Linked DNA regions of Homo sapiens: region 1 is linked to region 2. Evidence: chromatin loops called from intact Hi-C (ENCODE). Cell type or tissue: IMR-90. All regions are shown on one strand. Each heading gives the region's core, and the rest is flanking DNA. Links, peaks and the distances in the headings are about the cores only.

Region 1 (8,486 bases), core at 295-8,294, 110 kb before region 2:
GGGGATTGCAATTCAAGGTGAGATTTGGGTGGGGATACAGAGTCAAACCATATCATACCTCAACCTCCCAAGCAGCTGGGATTACAGGCATGCCACTATACCTGGCTTTTTTTTTTTTTCTTTTTGTAGAAATGGAGTTTTGCTATGTTGCCCAGGCTGGTTCTCGAATTCTGGGGTTCAAGCAGTCCTCCCACCTTGGCCTCCCAAAGTGCTGGGATTACAGGCATGAGCCATTGCACCTGGCCAAATTCATGTTTTTATAAGAAGAGGAAGAGACCCATGCCCCTCTCTCTCTCTGCCATGTGATGATATGGCGAGAAGACAGCTATCTATAAGCTAGGAAGAGAGCACTTACCAGGAACTGAATTGGCCAGCACCTTGATCTTGGATTCCTCAGCCTGCAGAACTGTGAGAAATAAACATCTAAACATCTGTTGTTTAAGCCTCACAGTTGGTAGTGTGTTATAGCAGCCCTCTGACTAAGACAGTCTAGGTGGAAGTGCTTCAAGGGCAGGGACCGGATCTGTCTTCTGCACCTTCCACAGACCTACTACAGCCTTATAGATGGGCCATTGAGTCCTAGATGGGACCTAACTGAATGCTCTAATCATGCAGGGGAATGAAAAGGTGACATTTGCTGTCCTTTTTCAGGTCTGGATTTGCACAGCTAATTCCTAGGAGATAGTTCTCATCTCCCTGGGGACAGAGGCAGCTCTCTTCTTGAGCCCTCCCTCTCCTTAGCTGTTGAGGCAAAGACCAAAGAAAGTGTGGTCAGCCTGGATCCTGCAGTGAGGAGAGGAAACTGAGAGTAGCCGACTCCAAAGTCAAGCACATTTGAAGCACCACCAATAGCAGCTAAGAGAGGCGACTGCTGACAGCCAGATCCCAGGCCTCTGCCTCCTACACCAAAGCTCCCTGCACTGCACTGTGACCTCCCTACTTTGCTCTAGTGCTTGAGATCTTATCAGAACAGAACTAGCAGAGGCTTGGGCAAGGCAATGATTAGGGGGGAGAGAGGGAGAGAGAGAGAGAAAGAGAGAGAGAGATTGATTTGTGGTCAGTAAGAGAAGCAATTCTTAATCTTCTCAGAGTGAGGAAGGTGATCCATACCAGATGGTTAGGATACAGAGGGACAAGAACCAGCAAAGTTCCTGCCTTTGAGGAACGTATATAATTTAACAGAAGAAAAAAAAAACAGAACAACACATAAACAAAGAAAATGTATGCATGCATATTTGATTATTTTAAAGGTGCACCAATTCTACATGTTTTATAGCAGCACAGGCTGGGCTGTATGGGGTGAAATTACATGGGGTCTAGAATTTGTTACTCAAGTGCATCCCTGGGGACTAGCAGAAACAATTTCACCTGGGAGCTTGTTAGAAATGCAAATGCTCAGATTTTACCCCAGAATTACCAAATCAGAATTTGGAATTTAATGAGATCCTCAGGTGATTCGTTAGCACATTAAATATTGAGAATCACTTCTCAATATTCTACATGTTCTAACATGTAGAATCACTTCTCAATATTTAATGGTGGTGGGGAGAGCACTAATTTCACAAAGAGAAAAAGGAAAAGAAATCAGGGGAAGTAAGGCAAGTAGAGAGGAATATTGATAGCTGTTATATACCCAAAAGTATATATATCATTCTATTATAAAGATATATGTGGCCAGGCACAGCGGCTCACGCCTTTAATCCTAGAATTTTGGGAGGCTAAGGCGAGCGGATCACGAGGTCAGGAGATCAAGACCATCCTGGCTAACATGGTGAATCCCCGTCTCTACTGAAATTACAAAAAATTAGCCGGGCGTGGTGGTGGGCGCCTGTAGTCCCTGCTACTCGGGAGACTGAGGCAGGAGAATGGCGTGAACCCGGGAGGCGGAGCTGGCAGTGAGTCAAGACCACGCCACTGCACTCCAGCCTGGGTGACAGAGCGAGACTCCATCTCAAAAAAGAAAAAAAAAAAAAAAAAAAAAAAAATATATATATATATATATGCATGTATGTGTATGTTTATTGCACCACTATCCACAATAGCAAAGATGTGGAGTCAACCTAAATATCCATCAGTGATAGATTGGATAAAGAGAATGTGGTACATAAACACCATGGAATACTATGCAGCCATAAAAAAGAATGAGATCATGTCCTTTGCAGAGACATGGATGGAGCTGGAAGCCACTATCCTTAGCAAACTAACACAGGAACAGAAAACCAAACACCACATGTTCTCACTCATAAGTGGGAGCTGAACGATGAGAACACATGGACACAGGGAGAGGAACAACACATACTGGGGCCTGTCAGAAGAGGGGAGAAGTGGGGAGAGGGCGAAGTTCAGGAAAAATAGCTAACGTGTGTTGGGCTTAACACTTAGGTGACAGGTCAATAGGTGCAGCAAACCACCGTGGCACACATTTACCTATGTAACAAACCTGCACATTCTGCACTTGTACCCCAGAATTTAAAATAATAAAAAAGAAAAGAAAAGAGGTTGAATTGGCTCATGGTTCTTCAAGCTGTATAGGGAATCATAGCGACTTCTGCTTCTGGGGAGGCCTCAGGAAACTTACAATTGTGGTGGAAGGCAAAGGGGAAGCAGGCTCATCTCACAGGGCCTGAGCAGAAAGGAGAGAGAGAAGAGGGGGAGGTTCACACACTTTTAAATGACCACATCTCATGAGAACTCACTCTCACTATCACAAGAACAGCACCAACAGGGAAATCTGTCCCCATGATTCAATCACCTCCCAGCAGGCCCCATCTCCAACACTGGGGATTACAATTCAACATGAGATTTGGGTGGGGACACAGATCCAAACCATATCACTGTTGAAACTGGATCATGGGCATCTGGGATTTCACCATGCTAGTCTCTGCTTTTGTATCTGTTTTAAAATGTTTGAAGTAAAAAAATAAGTAAAAACGCACCAACGAATTGACAGGGGAAAGCTGAGCAAACCACGATCCAAGACAGCAGAACTTACCCTGCGACTTCCAGAGAGGCTAAAAGAAGGTCCAGGCTCCAAGTCACTAATGCCAACAGCTGTGCTGGCCTCAGGGATGGGGATGTCATCAGGAGATTTGTCAAGGGGCTGCATTTGGGATGCTGGGGATACCTGCAGCCTTAGAGAACAGAAGGCACTAACGCCAAGCAGGATGAATGAGAAAGATGCAGCTCTAGGTGAGATTTTTGGCATTCCAAAGATAAGCAAGAAATTTTGTACCAGGCACACTGGGCTCATGCCTGTAATCCCAACACTTTGGGAGGCCAAGGCAGGCGGATGACTTGAGGTCAGGAGTTTCAGATCAGCCTGGCCAACATGGTGAAACCCCGTCTCTACTACAAAAAAGAAAAATTAGCCAGGCGTGGTGGCAGGTGCCTGTAATCCCAGCCACTTGGGAGGCGAGGCAGGATAATTGTTTGAACCTGGGAGGTGGGAATTGCAGTGAGCTGAGATCACGCCACTGCACTCCAGCCTGGGCAACAAGAGCGAGACTCCACCTCAAAAAAAAAAAAAAAGAGAGAAAATTTTAAACGCTTCTGGAGAGCAAAAACACTGCCTACCAAAGTTATCCACCCTACCGAATGCTGTAGGAAATAGCAAGGCCTCTATCTTAAATGCCTAGCGCTGCTGTAATCAATGACCACAGACTTAATGGCTTAAAACAACACAGATTTACTCTCTTACAGTTCTGGAGGTGAGAAGCCTGAAATGAGTTTCATTAGACAGAAACCAAGCTGTCCGACTGCACACCGTCCAGAGGCTCCAAAGGACACTCCGCTTGGTTTCCTGGCCTTTTCCAGCTTCTAGAGCTGCATTCCTTACATTCCTTGGCTCCCGGCCTCTTCCTGCTTCAAAGCCAGCAGGAGCACAGAACATTGCTTCAGTAGTCACATCATCTTCTTCCTCTCTAGATGAATCTCCCTCTACCTCCCTCTAGGAAGGACTCTTGGGATTACATTTAGGGCCCTCCTGAATAGTCCAGGATAATCTCTCCCTCTCAAGTTCCATAATCACATCTACAAAGTCCCCTTTGCCATATAATGTTCACAGATTCCAGGAATTAGGACCTGGATATTTTAGGGGAACCATTGAGCCTCCCACAGCTTCTAAATTCCAAAGAAAAGCAGTTTTACCCAGGGTTCTATAGTTCCACAGTTTGGAAAACAGTTCGGTGGTTCATCAACAAATTAAGCATAGAATTACCATACGATCTAACAATTTCACTCCTAAGCATCTACCCAAAATAACTGAAAGCAGGCTGGGCACAGTGGCTCACGCCTGTAATCCCAGCACTTTGGGAGGCCAAGGCGGGTGGATCATGAGGTCAGGAGATCGAGACCATCCTGGCTAACAAGGTGAAACCCCGTCTCTACTAAAAATACAAAAAAAAAATTAGCCGGGCATGGTGGCGGGCGCCTGTAGTCCCAGCTACTCGGGAGGCTGAGGCAGGAGAATGGCGTGAACCCGGGAAGCGGAGCTTGCAGTGAGCCGAGATTGCGCCACTGCAGTCCGCAGTCCGGCCTGGGCGACAGAGCGAGACTCCGTCTCAAAAAAAAAAAAAAAAAAATACAAAAAAATAGTTGGGCATGGCCTGTAGTCCCAGCTACCTGGGAGGCTGAAGTGGGAGAATCACCTGAGTCCAGGAGGTCGAGGCTGTAGTGAGCTGTGATTGCACCACTGCATTCCAGCCTGGGTGACAGGGTAAGACCCTGTCTCAAAAAAAAAAAAAGTAAAAAGAATTGAAAGCAGAAACTCAAACAAATATTGATACACAAATGTTCACAGCAACACTATTCACCATAGCCAAAAGGTGGAAACAACCCAAATATCCATCAATTGATGACAGGATAAATAAAATATGGTGCATCCATACAATGGAATATCATTCAGCTGTGAACAAGGAATGACGCACCCATACATGCTACAACATGGATGAACCTTAAAAACATTTTGTTACATGAAGAAGCCAGACACAAAAGGCCACATGTTATATGATTCCCTTTATATTAAATGTCCACAACAAGCAAATCCACAGAGATAGAAAGCAGATTAGTAGTTGCTGGGGGTGGTGAGAGGGAGGAATGAGGGGTGACTGCTTAATAGATGGAAGGTTTCCTTTTAGGGTAAGGAAAAAATTCTGGAACTAGACAGCAGCGATGAGTGCATGATATTATGAATGCGCTTAACACCACTGATTTATACACTTTAAAATCATTAAAATGGTAAGTTTGGCATTAAAGAGAAAAAGAGTAGACACAGGAAATAATGATATCTAAGGATAAGTTAAGATCAAGGAAAGTGCAAACCAAATTATAAGAGAATCTGCTGACCCTGATGTTTAGAACATTCCCTTTGAGCAGTAAGGGTTTCCAGACATAGAATTGATTACATTCTCATCTCTACAGGCCTAATCACATCACTTGGTTCTGCAGTGAGTATTTCCACAATCTAAAATATATAAATGATATTTTTATTGGGCTTAAAATTTTAGAAATAACCTATGGAGAAATCATGAAAGACCATTATGGTAACAGAGTGAATATAAATGTTATGAACCTTGACAATGTAAGAATAATTATTTAACAAGAATTGGGTGCAGATGGGAAACACAGAAGAAAGTGTAAGTACATGGACTTCTTTATTTTTCATAGCAGAGATCAATACTTACAATCCAAAAGAAATAAATCAAGAAATAGATAGTAGGTTATTAAAACTTAAAAAGGCAATCTGTAGAAGAAATAAGAATAATGTCTGTAACTGCAAAATTCAGCAAGGGACAGGAGAGTTGGAAGGCAATAAAGTGTGCTCAATTCCTCAACTTTCTCAGCAGAGAGGCAACAAATATGTCCAAAGAAGATGAGTCAAGAAATAGAACTATATTTAAAGCTTCAATTGTTGATAGACATCTGTTTTTGTTTGGTGAGAACACCCCTCTTTCCCTGGGGATACCCATTTGCATGTGTGAGGTAGGGCAGACCTGCCCTTGTGGCCACAGGAGTGGTCACATGACCCATCCTGGCCAATCAGAACCTTCCCTGGGACTTTTTCACCAGCACTGTTGGGGAAGATGCTGATTTTAGGCCAGCACTGTCAAGTCAGGAGAATGGTACCCTGGGGCTTTCTGTATCCATCTGCCTGCTACTGGACACGAATCTGCATATAGACTGAAGCAACATCAGAGCTGATGACATTATTGAATCCCTGGATGTGCCTGAAGCATATATTATTCTTCAGATTTCTGTTATCTTACCCATTGAATTCTCTCCTACCTCTTTTTTTGAGACAGACTCTCACTCTGTCACGCAGGCTGGAGAGCAGTGGCATGATCTCAGCTCATTTGCCGCCTCAACCTCCTGGGCTCGAGTGATCCTCCCACCTCAGCCTCCCAAGTAGTTGGAACTACAGGCACATGCCACCAGGCCTGGCTAATTTCTGTATTTTTTGTAGAGGCAGGGTTTCATCATGTTGCCCAAGCTGGTCTTGATCTCCCAGGCTCAAGCAGTCCACCCATCTCAGCCTCCCAAAGTGCTGGGATTGTAGGCATGAGGCACCATGCCGAGCTTGAATTCCCCTTTTGCTTAAAAAAAAAAGGCTGGGAAAGCCATTTGGCTCATATGTTCTGCTAATGTGTGGTGCTAACCCAGGGAATCTTCTAGAAAGAAGAGGAGTTCACCAGCAAGGAATTCCAGGAAAAGGTGTTAGAACCACAGCCCAAATGGTGACCCTAAGGCTTTCAGGATCAGGCCACCAGTGTTTTTCAGTGGCCAGAACACCATCTGGTACAGTGATGGTCACAAGGGGTGTGATCAAAACTCGACATTTGGACGGCCAGCCAAAAGTCCAAATCCTGCTAGGAGCTATGCAACTTGGACAAAATTCTTAGCATCTCTGACCTTAGCCTCCTTGTTACCAAAATAGAGATAATACTATCTACCCCATGGGGTTGTTGAGATGGTGAAATAAAACAGGAAAACGTACTTTATAAACACTCTGGGGTTTCATTTTTTATGATGATTAGTTCAGTTCCTTGGTCAGTCAAACTGCTTCTGTTCTCTGACCACAGATTGCATCCTACCTAATTCTGCCCAACCACCCCACAAATATATATATGCCATAATTCCCAAGTGGTGAGGGTGAGGGAGTGTGAATGACTCACTGCAGCCCCTTCCAATCACTGGAATGAAAATAGCTCCCCCAGTAATCATGGGTCACTCAGCTACAATTGTCTTCATTTTCTCCTCCTGCTTCTCCTTCTTCTTCCTACTAGGTATTTGATCGTCCGGTCCTTTCTTCCTTTAACTCTATTTTGCATTTATAAATGCCACCCTCAGCCAGGCGCTGTGGCTGACACCTGTAATCCCAGCACTTTGGGAGGCCGAGGTAGGCGGATCGCGAGGTCAGGAGTTCGAGACCAGCCTGGCCAACATAGTGAAACTCCATCTCCAATAAAAACACAACAACAAAAAAATTAGCCAGGTATGGTGGCGGGCACCTGTAATCCCAGCTACTCGGGAGGCTGAGGCAGGAGAATTGCTTGAATCTGGGAGGTGGAGGTTTCAGTGAGCTGAGATTGCACCACTGCACACCGGCCCGGGCAACAGCGAGAGACTCCGTCTCAAAAAAAAAAAAAAGAAAATTTAAAAAAATAAATAAATGCCATCCTCATGCAGAAATGGGATATTTGAGGGAGCAGGGTATGATTCAGGTGATCTGTGCCTCTGGATATGGTAAGAAAAATCACTGTGGAAGGAATAGTAATGGCTCTCCACTAAGATAGTGTCACTTGTGAATTAAGTGGTGTCAGCCTCCTTTTGTAAATTTTTATGGGTTTTTTTTTCTTATTGTAAAAGTAATATTGTTTTTATAATATTTTTATTGCAAGTAATATAAGTAATATTGTTTATTGCAGCAAACACAGAAAGATAAAGAAGGAAATAAAAGTCACCCACAATCCCACAATCCAGATTTAAACCCTGTTAACATTTTGGCGGACTCTGTTCCATTCAGTTTTACTAACACCCCTGAAATCATATCACATATTGCATCCTGCTTTCTCCATTCAACATTATATTATGAGCATATCTCCATTTCATTAACAATTCTCAAAGATTTTTTTTGGCCAGTATCATACTCCAGAGTACCAAAATCTATTTAATCAAGCTCCTATTATTGAATATTTTAGGTACTTCTAGTTTTTCACTACTGATCACTCAGCATAAATGTTTTCATCAGTTCAATAAGAGGCTTTAACCATTTGTATGCATTGTCATAGCTGGCACATTTAGCCTTGCTGCTCTCTTCGTTCACAGTAACACATCCAGGATGCCAGGTGGCCAGTCCCAAGGGTGCCATCACCACCCACACATGAAACAGTCCCCCTTCCCCAAAGGCAAGGTATTTTCCAGACCTCCTTGGCCTCCTTGCTTCCAAACCTCACTGAAGGCCATGCCAGTCCTCCCTGATAGATCTCCCC
Region 2 (8,486 bases), core at 135-8,134:
AGGATCAGGTGTGCCGACCCTCCCATGGTAGAGGCCGGGGATTGTTAAACATCTTACAAAGCACAGGACATGCCCTCATGACAAAAAAATTATCCAGCCTCAAAGCCTCATACTGCTGAGGCTGAGAAATCCTGAGTTACAGGGAAACTGTGCTAGTCCTCAAGATGGGGAGTGTATCAGCAAGAACCTGGGTTGGGAGCCAAGACGACCTAAGCACTGATAATCCTTCACTGCGGAACACCGGGTGTCTTAGAATGCACATTTCCACTTCTGTAATTTGGGGATCATCCACCAACTTCTAAGTGCTGCTGTGAAGAATAAATAGTAAAAGTGAAAGGATCAGCCACATTCTTGCTCACAATGAGTTTCCTCCCTTCTTGACTTCCCTTTCCAGTTTTAATCACAGTACATCATCTGTCTTCAGGGTCATCCACCTTTCCTGTCAATTTCCAGAGTGAACAGTGCTGGAGTTACAGAAGAGAGCTCTACCTTCCTTAGCCCACATTCTGCCCTCTGGATATGCCAAGGTCTGAGGATTCAAAAACCTCCTGTAAACTAAGTTTATGCATGATGAAATATTGAGACATATGTAAGCTTTTCATGCTGTCATTATTCTTAAGAAATCTTACCATTTACTGAGTGCTTACTACATGCCAGGAAGTATTAGGTCTTTACACAGTGTCCTCTCTAGTTTCAACACAACCCTGTAAAGCAGGTAGACATCTAAGTAGGTAGGTAAGTAGGCAGACCAGCCAATCTCAATTTCACAAACACACTGAGGCTCAGGGTGAGAAATTACTTACCCAAGAGCTCAGGGCTGCTGAGTGGCAGAGCTGAGATGTGGACCTAGGTCTGTCTCCCACTGAATGTATTACAAGTCTGAAGATGAACAGGAAGCCTTTTAAGAAACCTTGTTAGTCCCGGTTAGTCTTTGTTAGTCCGAGTTAGCCCTGACCCGCCTCAGTCCCATCCAAGTTTTCATTCATTAAGAAAGAGCCTGTGAAACTTGGGAGCCCCTCATGAAGCTGAGAAGACTCAGGAGCAACCATATCCACCCACAAGGCCTCTCAGTACCCAGAATCAACCTGGCTCCTACCCAGAGAAGCTGCGCAATTGAAATGAAATGTGTCCACTCCCTCTGTGAGTTTCCACACGACTCAACCCCCAGTGCCCCCCACTGCTCGCTCCCACCGCCCACCTCCCCCAACACCACTTGCCAAGTGAAAATGACCAGCAGCTGAGGTTTCTTGAAAAAACTCACTTTCAGAGAGTGACGCCTACTCCCAGAATTTCAGCAGCATGTTTTCATTTTCCCTAAACTCATTTCCTATGAAAAAATCTGGAAATTATCTCATAATTTAGAAGATCAACATGGCAGGGAGGGGCATTCCTGCACAGAACATTTCCCAAATGCCTACTCTGTACCAGGCCCTGGGGAGCAGAGACAGTAAGGTGGGACCCCTGCCCTGAGGGAGCTCCAACACAGGTGAGGAGGCAGAGCAGGCACAGACGGCTACAGAAGGTGACCTCCCCACGCAGGGCAGAAACACAGAGAGGCAACTGTTTTGGGGATTAGCTGGGCTGCCTGACAAATGTAACATTCAAGCTAAATTCTAAAGGACTGGGAGGAGACAAAGTAGGGGAAAGGTTGGGAATAGAAGGGTAGGAAACACAGGTGAAGGTACAGGCAGGAACACACAGCCCAGGGAACGATAAAGAGCTCACTATGGTAAGAGCAGAGGACATATGAGAGGGAGAAATGAGGGGTGATTCTTTTTTAACTTTTCATTATAGAAAATTTTAGACATATACAAAAGGAAAAAAAAAAAACTACTGTAATGAACCTCTCCCCCATCTACACATACCCCAGCCCCAACAATCAGAGAGCCAGGGCCAATCTTGTTCTTTTGATATTCCCACCCACGTCCTCAGCTTCTGCACTGTTTGGAAATGAATCCCAGACATCATATCCTTTCAGCTGTACCCATCCCACTGTGTAGAGAGAGGTGACCAACACTTGTAATCCCAGCACTTTGGGAGGCGGAGGTGGGTGGATCCTGAGGTCAGGAGATCAAGACCATCCTGGCTAACATGGTGAAACACCATCTCTACTAAAAATGCAAAAAATTAGCCGGGCGTGGTGGTATGTGCCTGTAGTCCCAACTACTTGGGAGGCTGAGGCAGGAGAATCGCTTGAACCCGGGAGGCGGAGGTTGCAGTGAGCCGAGATCCTGCCACTGCACTCCAGCCTGGGCAACAGAGCAAGACTCCATCTCAAAAAAAAAAAAAAAAAGGACTTCTCAATTCTGAGAAGTCCCTGAGGCCAACCCTGTGTGTACAGACACATGGACAGAGGCCCAGAGCAGCACTTGCCTGTGGACACAGAGCTAGAAAGTGGGAGAGTCAGGGCTAGAACAAGGCCTCTATCCTAGAGTTGGCTCTCCCCACCACACCTTGCTGGCAGCAACTCATTTCAGCAATTCTGCAGAGATAGGGAGACTTGCTTGAGTCCCAGGGTTCTGTCACTTGACATCTGTGTGACTTTGAGCAAGTCACTTACCCTATCTTAGTTTTCATGACCTTATAGAAAACACAGGGATAGCATTATTATTACTTCACAGAAAGGCTGTGAGGATCATATGAGATAATACACATAGAAGCACTTTCTAAATATATAATAAAGTATTTTTAAAACCTGAGTAATCATGATTTTAAAACCTGAGTAATCAATTTTGTTGCCAAAAATCAGACAATTCTTGATAGAAAACAGGTATATGTGACTATCAAATAGGGCAGTCGCCACCCAAGCTTTATAAGCTCCATAAGCAAACTGGCAGGGCTTTGCTGCCTTAGAGATCAGCACTGATTGAAAGGGTGTGTGCGTGTATGCGCGTGCATGTGTGTGTGTTCGCATTCACATGTGTGATGTCCAGACAGAAACGCTTACCTGTCTGATTCCTGCAGAGATTTGACCAGATGGGTATAGATGTCCTGCTCTTTCTTTAAGACCTGAATCAGCTCTTCATAGTCTGATGATTGTTTCTTTTCCTGGAAATGACAATGGGCATTTGACATTAAGGAAAGAATTTTGAAAGAGTACATCCTTATATTATGCAAACATATGTAGCTAGTCCCAGTTTTTAAAATCAAACGAAGGTGAGAGAGGCCCTGTGCCTGGCTCTGGCTCAGGCCACAGTCAGAGAGCACCACCTTCAGGAGGAGTGGGGAATGACTGCCCATCACTCATCCCAGAACAAAGCAGAGAGCTGAGCTTCCAATACTGCTTCCAACAGCTGCTAGGAAGACGCACCAGCTATGGGATTAGCCCATCATGAGTCTGTCATCCCTCAGAGCTGCTGTTCATCGTTTTTAAAACACTACAAAAAAAATATCTTTCCATATTCACTGTTGCTCCAAAGAAGAGAAATTCACAAACCAAAACCTGGCAAGTACTGGGGACTAGGGATTTAGTTACAGTCAAGTAGAAGAGGTCAACTGAGGTATTCTTGGGAGGCATCCAGAACACAGTGATGATGAAGAAATCTGAGTTGGATCTCTGCCACTTACTGGAGGTATGATCTTGGGTAAGTAGCTTAACAAAACTCTATGAGCTTCAGTCTCCTCATTTATGAAATGTGGATGTCATTTTATGAATTCACATTCACAAATGTGAAATTTTTTAATGTTCAAAATTTGGTTCTGCCACCTACCAGTTCTGAGACTCTGGGAAGTTACTTACTAGGAGCCTTGGTATTCTCACCTGTAAAACTGGTGGACAATTACCACTGCCTTATGGAGTTACAGAGCAGATGAAAGATAAATTGCATACTGTAAGGAACCAGGGATACCTGGAGAAATGGCTGATTCCCGTATTAGGACAAGGAAAATCAGGAACAATAAAAGATATGTGTATAGCATTTTATTGTGCCAAAAAATGAGGAAGTGCTTATAGAACAGTGGTTGCCAGGGGCTGGAGGGATGAGGATATGGGAGATGTTGGTGAAAGGGAACAAAGTTTTAGTTACGCAAGATGAATAAATTCCAGAGATGTAATATACAGCATGATGACTATATGTAACAATACCCTGGCCAGGCACAGCGGCTCACACCTATAATCCCAGCTCTGTGGGAGGCCAAGGCGGGAAAATCACTTGAGGCCCGGAGTTCAAGACCAGCCTGGGCAACATAGTGAGACCCCCGCCTCTACAAAAAAGTAAAAGATAAAAACATTCGCTGGATATGGTGGCATGCACCTATAGTCCCAGCTATTTGGGAGGCTAAGACAGGAGGATCCCTTGAGCCCAGAAGTTTGAGACTGCAATGAGCTAGGATCATACCACTGCACTGAAGCCTGGGCAACAGAGCAAGACCCTGAAATAACAAACAAACAAACAAAAAATACTGTATTTTACACTTGAAATGTGCCAGGAGGGTAGATTTTAGGTTTTTTCATCACACAAAAAAAGGTAACAATGTGAGATGATCGATATGCCAATTAATTTGATTATGGTGATCATTTCACAATGTATATATATATCCAAATATCTAGTGTACCTTAAATACATGCAATTTTAATTTGTCAATTATAACTCAAAGCTGAAAAAATTTTTAAAGAAATGCTTAAATAATGATGGAATGTTGTCAAAAGGACACACAGACCCAGTTTGGAAAGGCTCCCACAAGCCAAATCTGGGATGATTTGAGCATTGAAATAATGAGTAATGGTTTATAACCCACTGATAATAACTGATAGTAACAGATTATAACCCACCAAATAAAACAGGAATTCATAAATCCATATTGATATGAATAGGAGGGAAAAAGAGTAGGTTTTTCTTTATAGAAAAATGATGATGACTAATAAATGTAAAAAGAATAATGGAATTAGAAAAATCACCCTTCGCCAACCATCACAGTAATAAATAATTCAGCCAAGAAACACAAAAGGATGCTAAAACTAGTAGGTAAAAGTCAAGATGTTTACATAGACTCAAAACACCTCCCCCAAAATACTTATTAAATACAAAGGGAAAAAAGCATAACTAGACAGTCAAGACACCTGGCAGACACTATCTTGATAAAGTTATCAAAGTTAGCATGGCCAGTAATGGGGCAAATCCAACTGTGTACCATCAGACAGGACACAATGAGAAGAACATAGCATCGCTACTGTGATATTCCTGCCAAAGATGCATAAACTGAATCTAATCAGCAAGAAAACACCAGACAAACAACCCAAACTGAAGGGACATTCTATGGTATAACTGGCCCAGGCACTTCAAAAGTGTCAAGGTTATGAAAGTCAAGGAAAGATTTTAGAACTGTTCCAAACTAAAGACTAAAGAATCAAGACTATTAAATGCAAGGCATGATCCTGAATAGGATCCTTTCACTACAAAGGGTGTTATTGAGACAACTGATGAAATTCAAATGAGTCTGAGGATTAGAAGGTAGCAATGAAGGAAATCAGTCCAGGCTAATTTCCTGGTTGTAGTGGCTGGGCTGAGGTTATACAGGAGAATGTTCCTGTTTACAAGAAATATACACTAGCACATTCAGAGGGGACAAGGCTTCACATTGGCAACTTTCTCTCAAAAGGCTCAGAAAAAAATACAATCCTTTATTTTTGTATTTTTCTACAAATTTAAAACTATTTCAAAATAAGAAAAAATGTTAAAATAAAGTTAATGCATACAGAATATCCAGCATGATGCCTAGCACCAACTAAATGCTCTCTAAATGCTGGAGGCGGATGTTCAGTCCGTCAAGAAATTGGGGCTGCAAACAGCCTTTGTAGTTTATATTGACTTGTGTTTTCTCCTAAAGCTAAGACATACCACCTACGACAGGGGTTTTCAACTTGATTAAAATTTACAGGCTGTAGGAATATGAGCAAGGGAAAAAAATTACATCCCTATTTCCACTAACCTCTAACTGAAATTTAGCATTACCTTCAATTATGAATTGAAGGAATACTGCTATTGCTACAAACCATAGTAATACTAGTAGTATTACCTTGACTTTGTCATCAAAAGAAATAGTTATTTTGTATATGTTGCAGATATCTCAAAATATTCATTCTTATCACTACTTCATAGCTACGGCAGTTACTTATACTCACCACCATATCTTACTATTTAACATATTAATAAAGAAGCATCATTTCCATAGCATAATTTTTTTATATTTTGATAACCTAATTTCAAAATATTTGGTTTCCTTTAGTATCCTACACATATATTGTATGCATTTAAACATTTTTTCAAGATAGGGGTCTCTGGCTTCAGTAGATTGCCAAAAGGATGCAGAGGGCAAGAAAGGTGAAGAAGCCCTGATCCAGGAGAATACTGTTGTGCTTCCAATCCTGACAAAACAAGGCCAAGGCACCACCTGCCAATTAAAGCTTTTAAATGCTAAACCACCAGTCTGGTCATGATAAGTTAGTCATCCAGACTGCTGGAAATGTCAGGCCCTTTTGTAAATCATGCCACATGTCACTGGCACAAGGAGTTCCCAAATGCCTTTTGTACACAACAACAGTATCATGTGGGATTCTCTCAGCTCCCACCTGCACACAACCACGTGTGCAGCCAGAGGACCTCAGAGAAGAGTGGGGAGGATTTAAAGAGGACATGAAAACCAAGGAGGCTCTCCAGGGCCAGTGTGTCAGCCACCATGCTAAGTGCTTTCCAGGCATTTTCTCATTTAATCTTCACAATGACCCAATGTGCTTACGTGTTACTACACTCCCCATTTTAGAGATGAGGAAACTGTGACACACAAGGCTGTTCATGGTCAAGGTCAGGATGGTGAGGCCAGGTGTGGGCTTCAAGGCCCATGCTCTTCAGCCCACCCATCACTGCCCCATAATAGATGCCTTAAATATAATGCATCTGGGTGCTTGGCAAGGGTAACATCATCACTGTCAGCCACATAAAGGTCAGCCAAATAAAATAAGAAAAGCCAGTGACAAAATAAGAAAATCTATTGTTTCTTGAGCACCTAACATGAGAGGCAGTGATGATTAAGAGTGTGTGACTTTATGAACCATGTGACCTTGAACAAGTTACTCAACTTCTCTGTATGTCAATATTGTTTTCTTTTTTTTTTTTTTCTTTTTTTTTTTTTGAGATGGAGTCTCTCTCTGTCTCCCAGGCTAGAGTGCAGTGACGCACTCTCTGCTCAATGCAACCTCCACCTCCCAGGTTCAAGCAATTCTCCTGCCTTAGCCTCCCAAGTAGTTGGGACCACAGGCGCACACCGCCACACTCGGCTAATTTTTTGTATTTTAGTAGAGACGGGGTTTCACCGTGTTGCCCAGGATGGTTGCGAACTCCTGAGCTCAGGCAATCCGCCCACCTGGGCCTCCCAAAGTGCTGGGATTACAGGCGTGAGCCACCGTGCCGGGCCTGTATGTCAATATTCTTACCTCTAAGTAGTGGTAGTAATTCTACATATGTCCTGGAGCGTTAAAGAGATTAAATGAGTTAATCCAGACAAAGTTCTCAGAATGATGCCCGGCTTGAGGCAAACACTTGATATATGTCAGCTGTTACTATTATTCTTATGCTCCAAGTGCTATACTAGCTACCAACATATCATCTCTAGTTGCCACAGCATTCCAGGGAACTTCCCATTTTTCAGATGATGAAACTGACTCTCTGAGAGCAGAAGTAACTTGTTTGAGTCCACTAAGCTAGTAACTGCTACAGTCAGAATTTGTGCTTAAGTATGTAACTTCAAAGCCAACCAAGAAAGGTTGGGGAAAAAAAACAATAAATATGGATTTCTGATGGATGGCACAGAGACTCCAGGAATGTATGTATGTGGGACCCAGTATCTTAACAGGACCTCTGCAGGCTGGCTCTTAGTCCTAGAGGAGGACAGCCCACTGCCTGCCACACCAGGGCCTGGATATCAGTTCAGGCTCTTTTCTTCTTTCTGGCAGCTATTCCAAAGATTCCTCGGAATTTTCAGGCCACCATTCTCCTCAGCTCCTGCCCTCCTCCCTTCCTCCTACCCTTCCAACTCAGTGGAACTGGGAAATCCCTCCATCAGAGTCCCAGGGGGAATGCCTATCCCCTGAGACCCAGTGCTGTCATTTACCACTATCCACTGGCACACTCCAGGGCACTTCACAGGATCTGCTCCGGCCAAACCTCATCAGCAAGCCCTTCTTTGACTGATAAAGATGCCCTCCTCCAGCCCCCAGAGCTGGCGTGTCAGCCACCTGTTTACAAGGCTGAGGGCTCCTGGCAAGCAGCAGTGTCCTGAGCCAGGCACAGTGTCTGGCACAAATCAAACGCTGCCACAAATACTTGCTAAACTGATGATTAAGTAGGTAAGAGGGGAACTCAGAGACCGATATGAATCTTAAGAGAAGAGATTCCTGGGGATATTTTGCATAATGGAAGTCAGACTGAGTCAAAGTCTTCCTAGAAGCAAATTGCTTACCCATGTTAAATAAATGAACTCTTTGAAGCCAT

The links. Hi-C counts contacts between places; a loop is a spot of excess contacts. Peaks named below come from ENCODE experiments on the same cell type or tissue, not always from the same donor. Only the 100,000 strongest peaks of a DNase experiment are listed, where the experiment ranks them.
Region 1: it touches region 2 in a loop (6-fold over the local background); 3 of 110 quality-filtered maps call a loop at or near these places.

The regions. Positions count from the first base shown.
Region 1 is chr9:120,362,971-120,371,456 of GRCh38, forward strand. It overlaps LOC105376253 (a long non-coding RNA gene), which reads right to left and starts at 3,885. Exons shown (of 3, transcript XR_002956934.2): 1 at 3,698-3,885. RefSeq lists a silencer at 5,887-6,087. In IMR-90, for the core only: a CTCF peak has its summit at 3,946; a DNase peak (open chromatin) is centred at 3,881; H3K27ac peaks cover 201 bases.
Region 2 is chr9:120,474,403-120,482,888 of GRCh38, forward strand. CDK5RAP2 (CDK5 regulatory subunit associated protein 2) reads right to left here. Exons shown (of 38, transcript NM_018249.6): 15 at 2,948-3,048. Among named protein-coding and RNA genes, the nearest start is that of CDK5RAP2, 100 kb to the right of the region's middle. In IMR-90, for the core only: a CTCF peak has its summit at 3,210 (motif pointing left); a DNase peak (open chromatin) is centred at 3,379; H3K27ac peaks cover 1,100 bases.